Regions from separate parts of the Mus musculus genome. Here region 1 is linked to region 2. Evidence: chromatin loops called from intact Hi-C (ENCODE). Cell type or tissue: gastrocnemius. All regions are shown on one strand. Region 1 overlaps Runx1 (runt related transcription factor 1). Region 2 overlaps Runx1 (runt related transcription factor 1).

Region 1 (4,000 bases), 93 kb after region 2:
GAGACAGAGGCAAGTGATGTGTCAATCACCGACATTCACGTCGTCCCTACCACAACACGCACTGCACCTAATAATAGGAAATTAGCCAACTTTCAAGGGATCAGAGTCTACAAAAATGACAGTTTTCTATTATCCAACCTGACTACTAAGTGCAATGACATAATATTGTTATTATAACATACTTAACATATAATATTCTACTATCAACATATCAGTGGATGCATGACCTCAGTTATTTTAATGTTATGCCATTGTATATTGTTATATTAATATTGTTATGCCAATGTACTGATTATATTAGCAATATACCAGTCAGTATTGATGCTTTCATTAGAGGATAGGCTTTTTTTTCTCCCCCAGTAAAGGACCAAAGAGAAGTTGTTAAGCTTTGGACACTCTGTTGTCCTGGTCACTCAACAGCAATAGGAGCTACTTAGCGCCCATGAAAGTGCACACAGGTGCCAACTTGTGCTATAGGTTGAAGCTATGTCGCAACAGAGTAGAAATACAATTTTTGTGTGTTTTTATTTTTAGTCTTACAACCATTTGAAAAGGTAAAATTCATTCTTAATTCCTAGAACACATAAAACTTCTCCCCAGCCAGACTTAGCCAATGAGCTACAGTTTGCCAACCTGGGATCTAACATTTATGTGTATTGGAAACTTTACACTACAGTGTGTGTGACAGGTACCTATATGGTACATATGCTACGGCGTGTCAGGATACATACCATATGCCGCCCACCACTCCCTGCAATGCATCTGCCATTGCTCTGTGTCACACTGTTTGACATCTGTCATGTCAAACATGCTGGGGGAAGCCCACTTCTTGCTAGATAGTCCCCGCCACCCACCATTCCCTGGCAGCAGCCCTCTGCATAGAATCTCATCTTCTTAAGTGACAGTATCTTGGGTAGTTATCTGTCCTGTTGACTTCTAGGTAAGTGTACATCTCAGGCAGGAATATTCTCAGTGGTTCCCTCCTCCCTGGGCAGGGAGCTGTGGGCAGTCCAGTCTGTTGGGTGGGTGCACTCTCCGTGCTCCCTCCTCCATGGTCAGGGCCAGTCTGGGCACTCTTCTGTGTCCTGAGTAGGAGCACTCCCTGTGCCACCCCCATCCCCCACCCATAGTCATTCTGTGCAATCTTGTGTGACCTGGTTGGAAACAGTCTTGGTGGTCTGGGACACTCTGAGCAGTCCTGTGTCCTGGGTGGGAGCAATTTTGCGGTCCCCCCTTCCACAGGCAGGGGCAGTGTGTTGTGGGGGGAGCACTCTCTGTGTAGCCCCCTACATGGGCAGAGGCACTCTCCGTGGTCCCCCCCCCCCGGGCAGAAGCACTCTGGGTAGTCCTGTGTGTTAGGGCAGGATCACATGCTGTGCCCCCACTCCGTGGGCAGGAGCACTCTGGGTAGTCCTGTGTCTTAGGGCAGGTGCACTTGCCGTGCTCCCCTCCCCGTGGGCAGGGTCACTCTCTGTGGCCCCCCCCTCCATGGGCAGGGGTACTCTGGGTAGTCCAGTATTTGGGGCAGGGGTATTCTCTATGCCCCCCCCCCCCATGAGCAGGGCCAGTCTGGGCAATCCTGTGTCCTAGGTGGGAGCACTTCCGGTTTCCCCCTCCATGGATGGGGCACTTTTGGCAGTCAGTGTGTTGGGGTGGGAGCACTCTCTGGGTCGCTCCCTCCATGGGCAGAAGCACTCTGATTAGTCCTTTGTCATAGGGCAGGAGCACTCGCTGTGCCCCCCCCCCCGCCCCCGGGGCAAGGGCACTCTCTGTGGTCCCTCTCCATGGGCAGGGACACTCTCTGGGCAAGTCCAGTGTGTTGGAGAGGGAGCACTCTTTGTGTCAGAGGCACTCTCCGTGATCCCCCCTCCGTGGGCAGGAGCACTCGCTGTGCCCCACCCACCCACCCACCGTGGGCAGGGGCACCCTGGGCAATCCTGTGTGTCCTGAGCCGCAGCACTCTGGCAGTCTAGGAAGCCTGTGCCTCCCTGACCACACACTCATGCCTTCTCTTCCTCTGCCCGCCCACAGCGGCTCCGGACCTGACCGCCTTCGGCGACCCACGCCAGTTCCCTACTCTGCCGTCCATCTCCGACCCGCGCATGCACTACCCAGGCGCCTTCACCTACTCGCCGCCCGTCACGTCGGGCATCGGCATCGGCATGTCAGCCATGAGCTCGGCCTCTCGCTACCACACCTACCTGCCGCCGCCCTACCCCGGCTCATCACAGGCGCAGGCCGGGCCCTTCCAGACCGGCTCGCCCTCCTACCATCTATACTACGGCGCCTCGGCCGGTTCCTACCAGTTCTCCATGGTGGGCGGAGAGAGATCGCCCCCGCGCATCCTGCCGCCCTGCACCAACGCATCCACCGGCGCCGCGCTGCTCAACCCCAGCCTCCCCAGCCAGAGCGACGTGGTGGAGACCGAGGGCAGCCATAGCAACTCGCCCACCAACATGCCCCCCGCGCGCCTGGAGGAGGCCGTGTGGCGGCCCTACTGAGCTGAGCGCCATCGCCATCGAGGGACTGGGCCTGCCGTCCATGCACAGACCCCGCCAGGAGGGCCCTTGGAGGCCACCAGGAAGAATCCCGGAGGGAAACTGTGAATGCTTCTGATTTAGCAATGCTGTGAATAAAAGAAAGATTTTATACCCTTGACTTCACTTTTTAACCACGTTGTTTATTCCAAAGAGTGTGGAATGTTTTCGGTTCGGGGTGGGGAAGACGCAGCCCATCCTGTTTGGCATCTATTTCTTATTTCGGAGTTTTCTTTTCCGCACCTTATCGATTGCAAAAATGCCTGTTTGCATCTGGGTGGTCATTTATTTTTAAGTGTGTATAGATTTGAGCTTGCTTTTTTTTCTTCCTTTGACCAACTCAAAGAAATAAAATTCCCTTCTCTGTAAGGTTTATTTAACTTTTAGACTTTCATGTAGCTGGGGGTTTTATTTGTGTTTGGTTTTTGTTTTTATTTTTAAAGAGACAGCTACAGCTTTGGGTCATTTTTTAACTACTGTATTTCCACAAAGAAATCCCTAGATATTTATGTATCTTGATGTTTGAACATTTACATATGTGTTGATACTTTTTTAATTATTTAAATGTACTTATATTAAGAAAGATATCAAGTACTACATTTTTCTTTATAATAGCCAAAGTTAAATATTATTGCGTTGAAGATGTCTGGAAAAAAAAGAGATCGCTTGGTTAACTAGAAATATTGTTTACATTAAACTCCCTTTATGTTATTCAAACAAGTTGGTAGGTAACGCAGCAATGTTTTTAATTGGATTGTAGACACTGAGGGTCACTCCAAGGTCAGAAGTACAAAATTTTCTGCTAGGCTCAACAAATAGTCTCATACCTGGCTCCTTCCCTTCAAAAAGAGAGGCAAACTCTGTCCTGAAAGGGTTCAGAGAGGTGCCAAGGATTTGCTCTGAAGAGGATTTCATTTTGGCCTGGAGATATACTTGCCCCAAGGCCTCCTCATTCTGGCATGCTTTATCACAGAGCTCAACCAAGTAAGCTGTTGGTCAGGGGTTTACTTACATAGTATTTACATAGACCCAAACCACTGAATGTGATTTTTAAATTGCCTTCCATTAATAGTACCCGTTCATTGATGAAAACCAAAACTTGAGGCTGTACCCCAAAGATCCAAATAGAAGAGTTAAGACCAGGTGTCTTTGAGGCCTAAAGGCTGAGTTTTAAGAGAGTGTACCCCAAAAGTCTGAAGGAGCCGGTTTCCTTCTCCCAGTCTTAGTGGAATCAGTCATGGGAGGCAGATGCCACGCCCACCTGTGCAGGATGCTCCTCAGAAGCTGCCCCTTCACCAGCATCTTCTCCCACCAGGCCGAGCCCCTGACCTTTGGGGTGCATCAGTGTGATAGATCCTGGTCTCTGCAGTCCGCCATGGCTACGGTTCAGATGTGCATCGTGTCACTGTAAATGTAATGGTACTGTTGTTACAGTGGAGGACTTGGTCAAAATCCAGTTGTTC
Region 2 (4,000 bases):
TGAAATCTTAAATGATACCTTCAGCTCTATGGCGTTCACCATTCACACATTCTGCTGTTATTAAATGACTGTGTGACTCTCTGAAAAAAATGTGGCTTGGCTTCCGTCAACTATGACAGAGTTTATTACACTTGTCAGAGCAACGGTGACGCAAAATTTTATGAGGACAAAATGTTTACTAAGCACCACGAATTTTGTGGGAAAGGGAGAAATATTTTCAATTTGCTCCTTGTAAGTTATACAGGGGTTGGGGGGGAAAGGTATGAAGCTAGAATTGAGTGTCCCCCCAGCACAGCATAGAAATATTCAGAGAGGAAGGATACGGTGCAAGAATTGAGGAGTTTGGTCCTAAACAATAGTAAACAAATGTGAAAAGTGACATAATCGTGCAGGTTCTTCACCTGAGAGAAAAATGTAAGTTCCAATGTCGAGAGCCAGACAGCGTGGACAGCTGCTCGCTTATGTAGTGGTTACTGCTCACTGGGATAGCTCAGTGCCTGTGAAAGGACCAACTGCAAGGAGTTGGTCTAAAACTACAGTACACTCAGAGGAGGAGGGGGAGGGGGAGGAGGAGGGGGAGGAGAAGGAGGAGGAGGAAATAACTTTAAAACTATTACATGCTTAGAATCTGATTTAGATAGAGTATTATATTGGAAGGGTAATTTTGATTTAAGAGAACTATTATATATTTTGGAGATGATTTCATAGAATAAGCACACAAAACTTTCAGTTTTCTGAGACCACTTACAGTTAGCCAGTCACGTAAGGATGTAGAAGAATAAGTCAATAAAACCGCTCCGCCCTCCATTGAAATGGTTGCCTGCCTCTCACTGAACCAAACACTACTTTTAAAATTCATGGTAGAAAGTCCAAATCCTGTTGTGCTCACTTTTAAACTTCCCCAGCAACAAATTTGTCAGACTGTCACACAGTAGCAGCTTAAACAAATCTTTCCCTCGCAGTTTTTTTCCTTTTTTTTTTTTAATCATGTAAATTTTAGTGTCACTCTGGGGGAAGCCTGGAAGTGAAAGTTGTAAACCTTTCCTTTAGCTCTTGGTGAGGCAAGCGAGAGAAAGTGTGCATTGACAGTGAAATGCGCACTCTGGGTGGGAAGGAATTCCTCATTTCCCTCTCCCGCTGCAGGACTTGCATGAACTCTGTCCAAAGCCGCAAGGACTGCGCGTTCATGGTGCCCCTCGGTAGAGTCCCAGCTGCGCGCTTGCTGATTGCTATTTTGCAGCAAAGACGGGGCGATGATTTTGTTTGTCTGTGTTTTTCAAGTGCGTGTCAAGTGGCTCAGTGACAACCCACACAGGTCCAGGGATGCCCGAGGCCGGATTTTTGCAGTTTTTCGTTGCTTTATCCTGATCGAGCTTCGAACTAACTGAGTTACTAGCAGTAACTCAGCTGAGCAGCGCTCAAGGTGCGAACCTTGAAAGCCAAACTTGGTGCCTGTGTTCATGTAACTGTCTTTCCTAGGCTTCTGCCAGACAGACAACCCTAAACTCCATGCGCAGTTTGAGGTTTGACCCCAACGCGATTCCTTTAATCTTTTGAAGGGCCGGAGAGACACCCTTTCCCCTGGAGTCAAGGTCGAGCGTTGTCTCTGCCACACTGTTCTGATGATGCCCTGTCTCGGTTGGTCTGTGTGGATGTGCTTGGCTGTGGCTCCAGGAGCACTAGATCTGAAGTCGGCTGCTCAAAAAATGCATTTGAGGGGAGTCTAGCTAGCTATTTGAGGGAGTCTCGCTTCCACTGGCCATGAACTCTCCAGTAAATACGGCACACCAGAACCTGGCTGCACTTGGAAGCTGTGGCCCTGGCAGGGGAGCGCAGGCAGCGGGATTCGACCCCTGAATTGGGACTTCTTTAAGATTCGTTTTAAAAGAAAAGCAAGGAGGAAAAAATGTCTTCCCAAAGCTCCGGATCCCCCCAAACGCCAGGGGAGCACTGAGCTTTGCCCTGCTGTCACGATCTTTGTGCTGAAGGAGGAAAGTCGGGCCCACTCGGGAAAATACAGAAGGCTGGAGAAGTTGAGCCTTCGCTGACAATCGCTGGACACCTGAGGAACTCATGGTCCTGAACTAGCATAAGGCGGAGCCCAGGCAAAGAGGCTTTGAGAAGAGATGAGACCCTAATTTGGGTGGATCACGACAGTAGAGACCCACCAGCCGGGGGATTCCCATGCAAGCTGGACCGGCTACCACCGGTCTGAGAGACGGGGGCGCTCAGGTGGGTTCTGGTGGCCACTTCCTAATGTCTGTCCCCAAACTCACAAGATCGACCCTAAGGACCTCCAGGTGAGACTGATCCTCGCGCCGTCGGGGCGTGCCCAGTGCCCTGCTCCGCTTCCCAGGACGCCTAACGAGGGCCGCTGCTGCCCCCTGGCGTCCGGTCTGAGCCCCGACATGACCGTGAAAGGCCTGCCTGATCCTCCATGCCGCCAGCTCCTACCCGCCTGGGGCAAGAGAAGCCACCCCAAACTTCAGACAAGGCCTCCGTGCCGGGACCTCCACAGCTTCTTCCTCTTCCACGGAACCCAGGCTGCGCAGATGCGTGTGGAAGGAAGACACACGCGGGGACCAGCCAGGGACCCGAGCACAGATGAAAGTGGAGGGGTTCGGTCAATATGTGGACAGTAGCGGGCTCCATGGAGTGGGTAGTAAGAAGTTCCGGAGGAAGCAAGGCCCAAGAGAAGTAAGGGACCCCGGAGCACAGGCCAGCTGCTCCGGCTGGGGACAGTAGCCGGCAGCGAGCCAAGCAGGAAGGAGACCCTTAAAGCTCTTCGGCGAAAATGCCCTCGGCGCCGCGGGGACGAACAAGGTGGGGGAGGTGCCCCTACATTGCTTAAGCGGAGTGGGTTCGTTGCCTGAAGGAGAGCTCCGGACTCCCGCCGGAGCTGGAGGGTGGATTCGAGCTCATGAGTTCGGGGTGGCCTGAGTCCCCCATGCTTTCAACTTTTTTTGTAGTCTAGAGTTCTTTGAGGCCTTGGTTAGAAAACTATCTCCTCTCCAGCCGCTGCGCACACTCAGAACGCGGCGCGCTGCGTAATCAAGCCGCAGCCCAGCCGCAGAGAAAAGACACTAAATAAAGCAACTCTGCGAAGGAGAGGATGCTTAAAACCCAAAACTTCTGCGGTGGAGCAGTGGCTGGCCTTGTTTAAATGACTCGGTGCCACTTCTCCTCAGCTGCTAGTCTGGCCCAGGGAGGCGCTCAGAGCTTCCCCCACTCGGCCATCAGCCCTCCAACCCTCTTGCGGCCGAATCCCACCCTGTCCTCCCAGGACCCCAAGCCTTGGCTCATGGACTGCAGTGCAAGGCTGCCTAGGGACCATTCCCGGATGCCAGCCCAGGTCCCTGAAGCCTCGCGGTGGCAGCTTTGTGTCCAGGGAGCACAGGGCGTCTCCCTCCCGCTGATCTCCAGGCCCAGGGCTTCTCCGGACGCAGCCCTCGGTCCCCAAGCCCGACCGGTCTCTCGATTCCTGTTTCGGGGTCTCCAGGACCGAGGCCACCAGTGGCGCCGCTGCGCCCGGCAAACCCACCCAGGGCGAGTGCAGCACCGCGCGTGGCTGCCTGGCGTGGGATCTGAACCTGGGCCTGGCTTCGGGCAAACATGGCAGCGTGTGCCTGTGGGTGCGGGGTCGGCGTGGGTGCGGGAGCTGGGGACGGTAGGGGCTGCCACCGAGTCCCGGGCCGGGCAGCGTACAGTAGCGCGCGGGGGCGCGCGGGCCAATTCCAGGAGCGCGGCAGCCGGCCGCGCCCAGGCTGATACCGGAAAGGCCTGTGATTGGCCGTCGGTCTCCTCTATGCAAACGAGCTGAGGGAATGGAATTCCTCGGGTCGGGCTTACAGTAAAAGCACGTTCATTTCCAGGCACTCTCATTCATAGAGCCAGCGGGCGCGGGCAGGACGGGCGCCCCGCGGCCGGACCCAGCCAGGGCACCACGCTGCCCGGCCCCGCGGCTGGCACTTCCATCCTGAGCTCCCCGAGACGCAAGAAA

The links. Hi-C counts contacts between places; a loop is a spot of excess contacts. Peaks named below come from ENCODE experiments on the same cell type or tissue, not always from the same donor. Only the 100,000 strongest peaks of a DNase experiment are listed, where the experiment ranks them.
Region 1: it touches region 2 in a loop (2.5-fold over the local background); 1 of 42 quality-filtered maps calls a loop at or near these places.

What each region holds. Positions count from the first base shown.
Region 1 is chr16:92,604,156-92,608,155 of GRCm38, reverse strand. It overlaps Runx1 (runt related transcription factor 1), which reads left to right. Exons shown (of 8, transcript NM_001111021.2): 8 at 2,032-4,000. The coding sequence ends at 2,501. Among named protein-coding and RNA genes, the nearest start is that of Gm30224, 10 kb to the right of the region's middle. In gastrocnemius, no CTCF peak of the experiment used is centred here; a DNase peak (open chromatin) is centred at 2,293; H3K4me3 peaks cover 434 bases; H3K27ac peaks cover 78 bases.
Region 2 is chr16:92,697,206-92,701,205 of GRCm38, reverse strand. All of the region lies in intron 2 of Runx1 (runt related transcription factor 1), which reads left to right. Among named protein-coding and RNA genes, the nearest start is that of Gm30281, 63 kb to the left of the region's middle. In gastrocnemius, a CTCF peak has its summit at 2,392 (motif pointing left); DNase peaks (open chromatin) are centred at 2,383, 2,739 and 3,747; H3K4me3 peaks cover 1,717 bases; H3K27ac peaks cover 1,616 bases.